Regions from separate parts of the Homo sapiens genome. Here region 2 is linked to region 1. Evidence: chromatin contacts called from ENCODE Hi-C or POLR2A ChIA-PET data. All regions are on one chromosome and are shown on one strand. The core of a region is the stretch at or near the end of the contact, and the rest is flanking DNA. Distances in the headings are between cores, read along the strand shown. Region 1 overlaps DENND2A (DENN domain containing 2A). Region 2 overlaps DENND2A (DENN domain containing 2A).

The links. A loop is a pair of places that touch in the nucleus more often than their neighbours do. ChIA-PET counts read pairs that join two places held with the same protein, here RNA polymerase II (POLR2A). Pooled maps may share reads with other maps.
Region 2: a map with no recorded cell type shows a loop between it and region 1 (1.9-fold over the local background). The contact joins two enhancer-like sites. A Hi-C loop is called at or near these places in 2 of 168 maps with a recorded cell type or tissue (IMR-90 and PC-3), 1 of 37 single-sample maps with no recorded cell type and 4 of 50 pooled maps. POLR2A ChIA-PET finds 5 or more read pairs at or near these places in 4 of 52 experiments (AG04450, BJ, HepG2 and 1 more).

What each region holds. Positions count from the first base shown.
Region 1 is chr7:140,594,297-140,600,532 of GRCh38, forward strand. All of the region lies in intron 3 of DENND2A (DENN domain containing 2A), which reads right to left. Among named protein-coding and RNA genes, the nearest start is that of DENND2A, 43 kb to the right of the region's middle. RefSeq lists enhancers at 1-95, 33-327. Within about 2 kb of position 3,451, at least 4 of the 41 ENCODE cell types and tissues checked have a DNase peak (open chromatin) inside an H3K27ac peak, as active enhancers do.
Region 2 is chr7:140,562,416-140,568,651 of GRCh38, forward strand. DENND2A (DENN domain containing 2A) reads right to left here. Exons shown (of 20, transcript NM_015689.5): 9 at 4,671-4,858. Among named protein-coding and RNA genes, the nearest start is that of DENND2A, 75 kb to the right of the region's middle. Within about 2 kb of position 2,401, at least 2 of the 41 ENCODE cell types and tissues checked have a DNase peak (open chromatin) inside an H3K27ac peak, as active enhancers do.

The DNA.
Region 1 (6,236 bases), core at 2,201-4,700:
TTGTGTATAGGTCCAGAAGACCTTCAGGCCTCACCCCAGACCCTTCCTGGCCCTCAGGCCACACTCCTGCCTTGCAGTTCCTCTGACATGATGCAGTCTTTCCTGTCTCAGGGCTTTCACCTATTAGTTCACTCAAACTGAACGTCCACTCCCCACCCTCCCGCTGGCCCGAGCGTCACTTCCTCTTGATCCCATCTGTTTCCCTGATAGGCTACACATCCCTGCTGAATGTTCCCATGGCACCAGGATTCCTCACAGCACTGACAGGAGTTATGATCACGACACCAGCTGTGTCCTTCCAACTATTACTGGTCTGCAAATCCCGTGAGGACAGAGTCTCCGTCTATCTCGCTCATTATTACATTCCTATGTCTAACACTCGATAGGTGCGTGGTAAATATTTGTTGGTTGAATAAGTGAATGAGTATTTTATTTTATTATTTATTTATTTTCGCTCTGTCGCCAGGCTGGAGTGCAATGGCGCATCTCAGCTCACTGCAACCTCTGCCTTCCGGTTCAAGCGATTCTCCTGCCTCAGCCTCTCAAGTAGCTGGGACTACAAGTGCGTGCCACCATGCCCAGCTAAATTTTGTATTTTTAGTAGAGATGGGGTTGCACCATGTTGGCCAGGAAGGTCTCGATCTCTTGACCTTGTCATCCGCCTGCCTCAGCCTCCCAAAGTGCTGGGATTACAGGCGTGAGCCACCTTGCTGGACCATTTTGTTTTTTGAGATGGAGTCTTGCTCTGTGCCCAGGCTAGAATGCAGTGGCAGGATTTCGGCTCATTGCAACCTCCACTTCCTGGATTCATGTGATTCTCCTGCCTCAGCCTCCCGAGGAGCTGGAATTGCAGGTGTGTGCCACCATGCCTGGCTAATTTTTGTGTTTTTAGTAGAGACAGAGTTTCCCCATGTTAGCCAGGCTGGTCTCAAACTCCTGACCTCAAGTGATCTGCCCACCTCGGCCTCCCAAAGTCCTGGGATTACAGGCATGAGCCACCATGCCTGGCCCCGTGAATGAATATTTTAAAAGCTGGTTTTAAGTGCTACATTTACTGTTTATAATTTATCCCTACTTCAAGATTTAAAAAAAAAAAGCAGCTGTATTATTGAGTTAATTTTTAGTAAATTGTTTTGAATCCATTTCCCCCAGGATTATTTTCCTCTATGGATTAAAAAAGCTTGGCTACAGGCCAGGTGTGGTGGCTCACGCCTATAATCCTAGCACTTTGGTAGGCTGAGGCAGGCAGATGGCTTGAGTCCAGGAGTTCAAGACCAGCCTGGGCAACATAGCAAAACCCTGCCTCTACAAAAAATACAAAAATTAGCTGGGTGTGGTGGCATGTGCCTGTGGTCGCAACTACTCCGGAGGCGGAGGCAGGAGAATCACTTGGCCCAGGAGGCGGAGGTTGCAGTGAGTTGAGATTGCACCACTGCACTCCGGCCTGGGAGACAGAGCAAGACCCTGTTTAAAAAAAAAAAAAGCTTGGCTAGCCTGGCACCTAGCGACCATTTAAAACATCATCCAGCTGGGTTAGAAATCAAGGATGCCACGCGCTGACTTCCATCCTCCTCCTCCAGCTGCCAGAGTCTTTCTGCCTGTCTCTCCTGAGTGGCCACGGCAGCTCTTCCCCATGGCTCGCCATACTCAGGAAGGGCTTTCCTACCACCAGGTGCTCAGGGCAGGCGGCTAGGCAGGAGGAGACTTCCGTTAGCTCTCAGCTTGCATTCTGTTATCGGGTAACTCCTCCACCGTGTACTAGGATCACTCACAGGGTTTCTGCTTTTCTCTATCCTGGATCTAAACCCTAAATGTCAGAAGGAAAAACTATTTCTGTCCCTCATTGTGGCTAATATCCAACGATTTCCACCTTTCAATGAGAAATGACATGAAAATCACTCTTGTAATGGACAACAGCAACCTTGGAAGAGCAAGCACCGTCTCTCTGTTTTCCAATGCAGCTTCTATTGAAATAAATGGCTTTACTAAATCAAGTTTCTCAGAAGCTTCCAGAGTAGCTTTTGCTCTAAACATCAACTTAATCAAACAATGCGCTCCTTTGAAGACTTGAAACATTCAGTTTTTAGACGTGGTAATTCCGAGTTGTCTCAGGGATGCCTTGCTGACTGAGATGGACCACAGCTTGGCTGGTAAGTTAATTTTAACTGTTAAACCTGTGAGAGCCGAGGGTTGCTGCCCAGCCAGAGAGCTGTGGGGATCCGTATCAGTCCCATAGAAGATGGAAATTATGGAATCAATAACAGCACAGTGTGATCTGGCAGCCATATAATGACTGAGGTTTCACGTCCTCAAGAAGTTCTGAAAGTCTTACACTAAAGCTCCAAGGAAAGGCCAAATCTATATGATGCCAAAATAATCAGCTGAAAAGTTGAAATTTTGGTCATTGCAGTTATTTGGTTTCATAAAGATCTACAAGCTGTCACATGACCAGGTTAAACTAAAATTTAAAAATCTGAATTCCAGTTAAGACATTTTGAGTATGTAGATACATGTGAATTCAGGATGGTGCTCACACTTAAAGAGTAGTAACTTTTCTTGTTAAATGTCGGCCTTAAGGCATTCTTGCCAGAGCTATTAAGTGTATGCCATAAAACACATATAACCAAGTTAATGTTGTTGTAGGAACCTTATCTTTGGAATTTCCTGACATTTGAGGGTTTCTCATTTTCCATTTTAGGATTGAAGGCCTAAGTCCTTGCATTTAATTTCCTGGGGCTTTAAAGAAATGAAGAAAGAAAAGAGAAGACAGCAAATAGAGAGGGAGAGAGAAAAGGAGGGAAAAGGAAGGAAAGAGAAGAGGAGAAAAGAAAAAAGAAGAGAGAGAAACAGGAAGAGAAAAAGAAAAATACGCTTTCTTAAACCGAGGATCTGAATCCGCTGGTTTTGCTCTTAAGGAGGTGAAATAATTGGCCTATGAAAATAAGCTGAATACATTCTCTAAGGCACACACAGCCTGGCCATGAAATTTGAAACCCTCATAACCTCTAAATCCTTAATCATTTCTTTCTTCAACCTTGGTTTGGCTTTCCTCCCTCAAAGAGGGTGGTGCGTCTGCCAAATTCGTGGTACAGTCCTTTTTGTTTTTAAGAGATAGGACCACAATAAAGAGCATACTTTATTTTTTTAAGAGTAGAAAGTGAATATCTTGCCCTAATCACCTCCATTGTACTATTTTAAACAAAATGAAAAACCCAAAGTCAAAATTGTTAAAACACAGCTGATGAAACCATATTCAAACTGGCCAAGAAAAATTTCATCTTTGGACTGAAATAAGTAACTTTAGCTGTTTATAAAGAAAACACTGGAAGACTGAAAAGCGCAGATGATAGTTAAGAGAGAAAAGATAATGGGAATAACTGTTCCCCAGGTTGACTCGCCTGCCCAGTGATGACACAGATGAAGGATTCCAGTTTCCCAGAATCAACCTGTCCCTGGGGGTGTGGGACCTCCTTGGAGGAAGAGCCAGAAGGGGCGTGGAAGGGCTGCTGTGGGAAGCACTGGGCAGGGGCAGGGAAGTCATGGGAGTGCTCGGGGACCCGGGCTTTGGCACTGGCTGGAGAAAGGATTTATTATTGGAGATGGATTCAGATTTTCTCAGAACATAAAGAAGGAAGCATCTAAGTTCTTCTCCAGACCTCAAGTAACACTGAAACTCAAACCTAGTAAAGATAGTGCAATCATCCTGTATGTATTCTGCAAAAAAAAGATAGTGCAATAAAACCCAAGTCTAGACCAGTCTAATTTATTTACTGATACAAAAATCTTAAAATATTAGCAAATAAAATTCAGTAGTACATTAAAAGAATAATAAACCAGGCCCGAATGGGAATTCATCCCCCACATTTAAGGATGGGTTAATATTAAAATATAAATTCAATATGAATGGATCAGAGCAGAAGAATCATATGATCATCAGGAGTTTCTGAAAAGTACTTTAACAAAAATCTAATCTCTAGTCCTAATTTTTAAAACTCTAAGTGAAAAAATAAATATAAATGGACACTAACTTGATAACATAAAAACATATCTCAAATAAGAGTGCCTGTGAGTGAAACTCTAGATGCGTTACCATTAAAGTTAGGGGCGAAGTAAGACTGTACGCTGCTTTCAGCACTACGATTTAACACTGTTCGGAAGTCTCAGCCAGTGCAATTTGGTAAGAGAATTAGGTATAAATTAAAAAGAAAAGGTAAAATGATGATTCTTTGTAGACAATATGGTTATATTCATAGTTTCTATGAATCAACTAACAGACTATTAGAAATAATAAGAAATTTAAGATGTCTTAAAAAATACACATATATATACACACAAACACACACAAAATAAGAGTTTTCTTAAATACAAAGACCATATGAGAAAAAAGACATTAACCATTGCATTAAAAAGAGAAAAGACTTAGAAATAAATGTAGCAAATACATAGCATGTCAAATAATTATATATTAATTACAAAAACCCCCACATATTTTATGTATGTGAAATTTGATAGTAATATTTAGAACATTCAGAAAAATACAGGCAGAAACACTCAAGACATTTTTGGAAAAGGTGAATAATAAGTAAATAAACAAACAAGAGGTTTATAATTACTAAAAAGGAGAGAGACAAAGTGATTATTATTTTTTTTTGCATATGACATGATGTTATATATAGGAAGTCCAAGAGGATCAACTGACTAATTATTAGCAACATTAAGAACTTTCTATAAGCTCTACTAGATATTAAAATACATTATGGTCTGGGTGTGGGGCTCATGCCTGTAATCCCAGCAGTTTGGGAGGCCAAGGCAGGCAGATCACTTGAGGTCAGGGGTTCGAGACCAGCCTGGCCAACATGGTGAAACCCTGTCTCTACTAAAAATACAAAAAATTAGCCAGGCGTGGTGGCGTGCGCCTGTAATCTCAGCTATTTGGGATGCTGAGGCAGGAGAATTGCTGGAACCCAGGAGGTGGAGGATGCAGTGAGCTGATATTGTGCCACCACACTCCAGCCTGGGCGATACTCTGTCTCGAAAAAAAAATAATAATAATAATACATTATGAAGTTAAAATAATAGTTTGGTACTGAAAAAAAAATAGCCTGATTAATTAAACAGAATGGAGCCAGAGAAAAATAAAACACTTCACACATATTGAACAGGCTCTGTACTAAGTTTATGTTATACATGTTAACTCATTCAATCTTCACAACAACTCTGTGAAGTGGTTACTATAATATAATTATCACCATTTTACAGATAGGTAAAATGAGGCCAACACAATTTAGTTGCTTGTCCAATGTCCCACAGCTAGTAAGTAGCAAAACTAGTAATGCTATATGCTCCTTATCACAGCATTATTTGTAAACTGGGAATAACTTATATATATTTACATATATATATACAAATATATGTAAATAAATTCTAGAATATGCAAACTTTTTCCCCCTTGAAGAGAACACAAGAAATTATGCTATTATGCTATTTACAGAGAAAGTGGGGAAAAAAAAGAAATTATGCTATTTACAGCCAAAAGAATCATCCTACATGACAGACCATGCTGAGTGGGGGGTGACAGGATTTAATTTATAGTTTATATTTTTAGAAGACTCCTCTGGCTGCTGAGGGAGGAATGTTCTACGGATGGGAAGTGAATCCAAGATGATTAAGATGGTAGCAGTGGAGGAGATGTAGGCAGATTTGGGATAAAGTTTTGAAACTAGAACCAAAGGACCTGGTGATGAATTAGGAAGGGGTATATGAAAAAGAGAGGAATTGGAGATGACTTTTTAGGTTTGTGGCCTAAGCAACTAAACAAACGGTGATGCCATTTAGAAGGATGACAATTATTTTAGGAGGTGGTTACTGGTGGCCTGGATGGAGAACTTGGGTTTGGACACGTTAAGTATAAATGATAAGACAACCAAATGGAGATCCAAGCAGGAGATGACTACACAAACCTTAAGCTGGGGGAGGGAGTTGGGGCTGAATGCCTCAATTTGGGAATCATAAGCATGACATTGACATTTAAAGCCATGGGACTGGATGAGATCATTTAGGGAGTGAGTGTAGATGGAGAAGAAAAGTCTCAGGTCTGGCCCTGGGTTGAGGTGGGGATAGGTTCGGGGTGTGCTCTGACAGATAGAAGGAAAAAAGAATGGAACTCAAAGGAGCCAGAGAAGCAGGACTTCCAGGGACATGGGTGACCCAGAAGCCAAATGAAGGAAGTGTTTCAA
Region 2 (6,236 bases), core at 1,151-3,650, 33 kb before region 1:
CTTTGGGAGGCTGAGGCGGGCGGATCACGAGGTCTGGAGATCGAGACCATCCTGGCTAACATGGTGAAACCCCGTCTCTACTAAAAATACAAAAAAATTAGCTGGGTGTGGTGGCGGGTGCCTGTAGTCCCAGCTACTCAGGAGGCTGAGGCAGAAGAATGGCGTGAATCCGGGAGGCAGAGCTTGCAGTGAGCGGAGATCATGCCGCAGCACTCCAGCCTGGGTGACAAAGGGAGGCTCCGTCTCAAAACAAACAAACAAAACAACAACAACAAAAAAACCCGCTTCCAGTATGATTCCCCTCAGGCTAGACCAAATTTAATTGAAGCCATGGGGTGCCACTAATACTAGTGGTTAAGACAGCAATCAATCGGTAAAACACAGTCACTATTTATAGACTTAGTTGTCCTTTAGTTGTTCTTCTTCAGAATAAATAGCCACTATTTCTTTTCTATATAACAGTTCTCTCTTCCATCCACGATGACACAGATGAACCCAACTGGCCCAGGAAGTCTTTGAGTTGGTAAATCACAAGCTCAGACTGTCCCCTAAACAGTAATTTTGACTGTCCTTGCATAGTCATGCAAAGAAGCAAATACCAGCTGGGTGTAATTATAGGAAGGGGTCATTAATCACCACAGAGTGAATGACTTAAATTATAAAGAAGACCAAAGAAAGGACCAGCCAAGAATACCAAAGGGAGGAAGAATACCAAATGAGTTTCTCCACAAAGGAAACAGCATTCAGGACTGAAGAGCAGACCTCGTGGGGAAACAAGTTCCAGCCCTTTTCAACAGCCCAGTCACTACTTGCATGCACCCACCCCAGATCACACATAGGACACACACAAATACAGGCACACTTGTGCCTACCCACACGTCATCAACCTACGAGTTATCAGCGCATACATACACAGGCTCATATATGCACAGGAGCACAGTTACAGGAAGCTGCACACGGAAATTTCCCACAAATACAACTAATCACAGATGGCTGGAAAACAGCCCAGTCTCCCTGAACTGTCAAAGATAAATATGGGATAGGAAACATTTTAATGGAACATTAGCATGCAAATAGGGGCTGTGCCTTGATTCAGGTGACTTGACAGAAGTGAGGGATAAAACCCACAAAAAAAGTTTAAAAAGAGAAGAGAGAGAAGGAGGAAAAGGGCCTTTCTACAGAGGGAGCAAGGGAGCAAAGACAAGGAGATAAAATGCCTGACATGTAAAAATGCCTGTACAAGGATGATCACCATTGCATTAAAAAAAAAAAAAAAAAAAAAAAAAAAAGCCAGGCACAGTGGATCCCAGCACTTTGGAAGGCCGAGGTAGGGAGATCGCTTGAGCTCAGGAATTCGAGGCCAGCCTGGGCAACAGAGGAAGACCTCGTCTCTACGAAAAATAAATAAATAAATAAGCTGGGCATGGTTGCATGCGCCTGTAGTCCCAGTTACTTGGGAAGATGAGGCGGGAAGGCTCACTTGAGCCCAGGAGGTTGAGGCTGCAGTGAGCTGTGATCGTGCCACTCCATGCCATCCTGGATGACAACAGCAAGACAGAGATCCTGTCTCAAAAATACACACACAGGCAGGGCATAGTGGCTCATGCCTGTAATCACAGGACTTTGGGAGGCTGAAGTGGGCGGATCATTTGAGGTCAAGAGTTTGAGACCAGTCTGACCATTATGGTGAAACCCCATCTCTACTAAAAATACAAAAATTAGTTGGGCATGGTGGTGCATGCCTGTAATCCCAGCTACTCGGGAGGCTGATGCAGGACAACTGCTTGTACCCGGGAGGTGGAGGCTTCAGTGAGCCAAGATTGCACCACTGCACTCTAGCTCAGGCAATAGAGTGAGACTGTGTCAAAAAAAAAAAAAAAAATACACACACACACACAGAAACACTGGTAGCCAGATACATTTCTAACAGAAGGGGACTGGTTACATAGAAAAATAGACTAGGGAATACTCACATATTGGAACATTGTATAACTTGAAAAATGATGTTTTAGAATTTTTATTAAATATGCTTATAAATAATGAGAGGTTTACAAAAGAGTACACGCAGCACGATACAAAAATTCTGCAGTGTATAATTCCAGTTTTGTAAGAACATTACACCATTAGAAAAGACTGGAAGAAAAAGAAAATGTTAACAGTGACGGTCTCTGTGTGGTGGGATTACTAGTGATTTCTTTCCTAATACATTTCTGGATCAGTTTCCTTTTAAACAGTGAATGTGCAACTTTACTCTAGAAAAAAAATTTAATGTGGGTGACTCCAGGCTGGAAACAATAATCATTTGATCATTATGGTGAGTCATTAATTAACTAACTCATGAATTAATGCTTCCTTGATTCCTACAACACTGATTAAGCATTGCCACGTGAACAGCATTGTGCTAGGCCCCAAGGCAATGAACAGGATAGCAGGACAGCCCTTCACGCCTCAGTGATCTCTGTTGTGAGTCAGTGTGAGCATACCCAGTGGCCTCTCTTACCCATGGGCAGCCCCCGGCAAAAAAAAATCTGGGCATACCTGTAGTAGTGGGGTGTCAGGAGCTCATTCCTTAGAGGTGTGATAGCTAGAGGAAGGTGAGTGTCACCTTTGGAAGGCCGGTGCCTATGGTTTACTTCAATCTACATAATTGCTATCCTAAACTCCAAAAATAGGACTTGATTGTGGTGTTAGAGCACAGTGGGCAGGATGGAAGGAAGGCTGGCCTACAAAAGGAGGGGAGGCCTGGGGACAGCAGGATCTGGGCCTTGGTAGATGCTGGGGTTATGCCTGGGTGGTGATGGCAAAGGGAGTCCCTGAGTGGGCAAGGACAGAAGCTCCCTCCCTTCTGCCCTCCCTGAGGCATGAGTCTGTCCAGAGACCATCAGATTCTACCTGGTGAATCTTTGCATGCTTTTCTGGGGGTGGGGGGAGATGGTTATTTTATGTCCTCCTGGGAGAGTTTAAATTCCTTGAGGACAGGAGACACATTTTGTTTATCACTGTAATCCCCTAGGGCCAAGCAGAAAATTGCTTGAATGCAATATATTCTTAGTAAATTCTGGTTGAACTGAATTAGAATATGGTGGAACCTCTTTAATACTGATGTCAAAGCCTAAGAATAATTTATAAATTATTGCCATGTTGCTTCAGGCTATATTAAGTGCCATTTTATTTATTTTATTTTAGGTGCCATGATTTAACATATGGTAAAGCTGAATTCATACGGCCATGGTCCATGACATAAAAGTGTCCCAGGTGTGTGAACCACAGCGAGTCCATCCTGAGTAGGGGCTGGGTAAAATGAGGCTGAAACCTACTGGGCTGCATTCCCAGATGGTTAAAGCAGAGACAGGAGGTCGGCACAAAATACACGTCATAAAGACCTTGCTGATAAAACAGGTTGCAGTAAAGAAGCCGGCCAAAACCCACCAAAACCAAGATGGTGATGAGAGTGACCTCTGGTAGTCCTCACTGCTACACTCCCACCAGCATCATGACAGTTTACAGACGCCATGGCAACATTAGGAAATTATCCCATATGATCTAAAAAGGGGAGGCATGAATAATCCACCCCTTGTTTAGCATATAATCAAGAAATAACCACAAAAATGGGCAACCAGCAGCCCTCAGGGCTGTTCTGTCTATGGAGTAGCCATTCTTTCATTCCTTTACTTTTTGCAATCTCTGCTCACTGCAAGCTCTGCCTCCTGAGTTCAAGCGATTCTACAGCCTCAGCCTCCTGAGTAGCTGGGATTATAGGCGCCTGCCACCACGCCCAGCTAATTTTTGTATTTTTAGTAGAGAGTGGGTTTTGCCATGTTGGCCAGGCTGGTCTCAAACTCCTGACCTCAAGTGATCCGCCCACTTCGGCCTCCCAAAGTACTGGGATTACAGGTGTGAGTCACCGCGCCTGGCCTCCTTTACATTCTTAATAAATTTGCTTTCATTTTACCCTGCTGACTCGCCCTGAATTCTTTCTTGTGTGAGATCCAAGAACCCTCTCTAGAGGTCTGGATTGAGATCCCCTGCCTGTAACAAAAGGAAGGGACATACACAAAGATGCACAGCACACAAGCAAAGCAGAAGTTCAGCATAGACACAAGTATGATGCTGCTTAGGGAGACTTGGGGCTTCAGGGGAAAGAGACTTCTAGGCTAGGTTAGGAAGAGATGTGGCTGGCTGGATAAGGAGATGGAAGGAAAGGGCAAAGAGGATGGCACGGTCAGCACAGGGACCACAGCAAGTGAGAAAGCATTTCTGGCCATACTATTTTTTTTTTTTTTTTTTTTGAGACGGAGTTTTGCTCTGTCGCCCAGGCCGGAGTGCAGTGGCGTGATCTTGGCTCACTGCAACCTCCATCTCCTGGGTTCAAGCGATTCTCCTGTCTCAGCCTGAGTAGCTGGGACTGCAGGTGTGCGCCACCATGCATGGCTAATTTTTGTATTTGTCTGGCCAAACTTTTTAAGTCCCTGAATCTCTCCTTTCTGGGACCTCCCAAATTCTCTAGCAGCAGCATTTTTTTTTCATCTGATATACCCTAATTAGGACCCATTTTCAAGATTCTAGATGCTAGGTGTTCCTCAGACTCCCACACCTCCCTCAATTCATGAGTCCCAACAAGGTGATGGTTAGAACCCTGGCAGGCCACAGGGACCTGGCCACCCTGTTACCTTCAGAGGGAACTGTTGGGTGAGTTCTGGCACGTAGGCAGCCCCGGCCTGCTTCTTGTGCAAAGACACAACCACAAAGTACTCGAAGAGCTGCCTCTCCTGGTACTCGATGAGTTCCCGGGCAAGTGATGGGTACCGAGGCGCCTGCTTCAGCCGGGACTTCACGTTGACCAGGCGCTGGCTGTGAGCTGGGTGAGGGAGGGAGAGAGAAAGAGAGAAAGAGAGAGAGAGAGAGAGAGAGAGAGAGAGAGAGAGAGAGACAGAGTGAGCAAAGAGCCTGAAATGACCATGAGTCCATGTGGAATTGTGCCGAGCTGCAATAGGTTATGTAATTATCAGCTCAAGTACTTTTTTCTAATCCCCAAAGTGTTTCTGTGTCTAACAAATTAGTAGGAAACTCTTTATTTGGGATCTCTGCCAAAGTTCTGGGAGAACCAACATTCAGTTGGCTACCAAACCAATCAGGGTGCAGGAGCCTGGCTCTGCTCTGCCATGGTTTTGCTGTCTGGACTCTGGGCAGAGGCTGAAGATGTCCTTGCCTTCATCTGTCTGATGAGATGGGGACAGTGACTCCTCCCCTCACCCATTTCCCTCGTCTTTTGGTTGGTGTGATGTGACAGAATCCAGACTATAGGGCTTTTGGAGCTGGGAGCTTTGTAAACATCCCTTGTGACTCAACTGGCAGAGATCCCACTAACTCAGGAACTCCTGTCCACCTCCCCTCCTGCCACTAACTCTGCAATGAAATGGCCTTGCTTCATTCTAGAGGTGAGTCCGGGAGCAGCTGGGTGTCAGAGGTGAATGCAGCAGGGTCACTGAGTGGACAGGTCCCTGTCACCTCGTTCAGCAATCTGGACTTGCTTTCTTTTTTTTGAGATAGAGTCTCACTCTGTTGCCCAGGCTGGAGTGCAATGGCGCAATCTCAGCTCACTGCAACCTCCGCCTCCCGGGTTCAAGTGATACTCCTCCCTCAGCCTCCTGAGTATCTGGGATTACAGGCGCCTGCCACCACACCTGGCTAATTTTTCATATTTTTAGTAGAGACGAGGTTTCACTATGTTGGCCAGGCTGGTCTTGAACTCCCGACCTTGTGATCCACCCGCCTCGGCCTCCTAAAGTGCTGGGATTACAGGCGTGAGCCACCAAGCCCGGCCCCTGGACTTGCTTTCTTTGGCTTCTCCCTGGGGTCTGAAAAATTGCAGAAAACTCACTAAAGCCTTGGCCTAGACTATTTAATTTTAGACCCATAGGGACCAATTATTTCAACAACTTCATCAGACAGATGAACTAGAGGCCCTGGATCTTAAGTGATTTCCTCCAGATCACACAGTAATTTGAGCAGAAGTGGGCAGAAGCTCCAGGTCTCTGGAGGCTTAGGGCTGCAGTGTCAAGCCTTGAAGTGTGGAAAACCCTCAGGACATAGGGAGAGGCATGGGAGCAGGGGTCGCTGCCGTTACTGCAGCCACCCTGGCTCTCAGCAACTGTAGTGCCATTTTGATCATGCCCATGACGGACCGGCTCTGGAGCACCCTGTGGCCCCACTGTCTCCCGAGATGTCCACGCCTT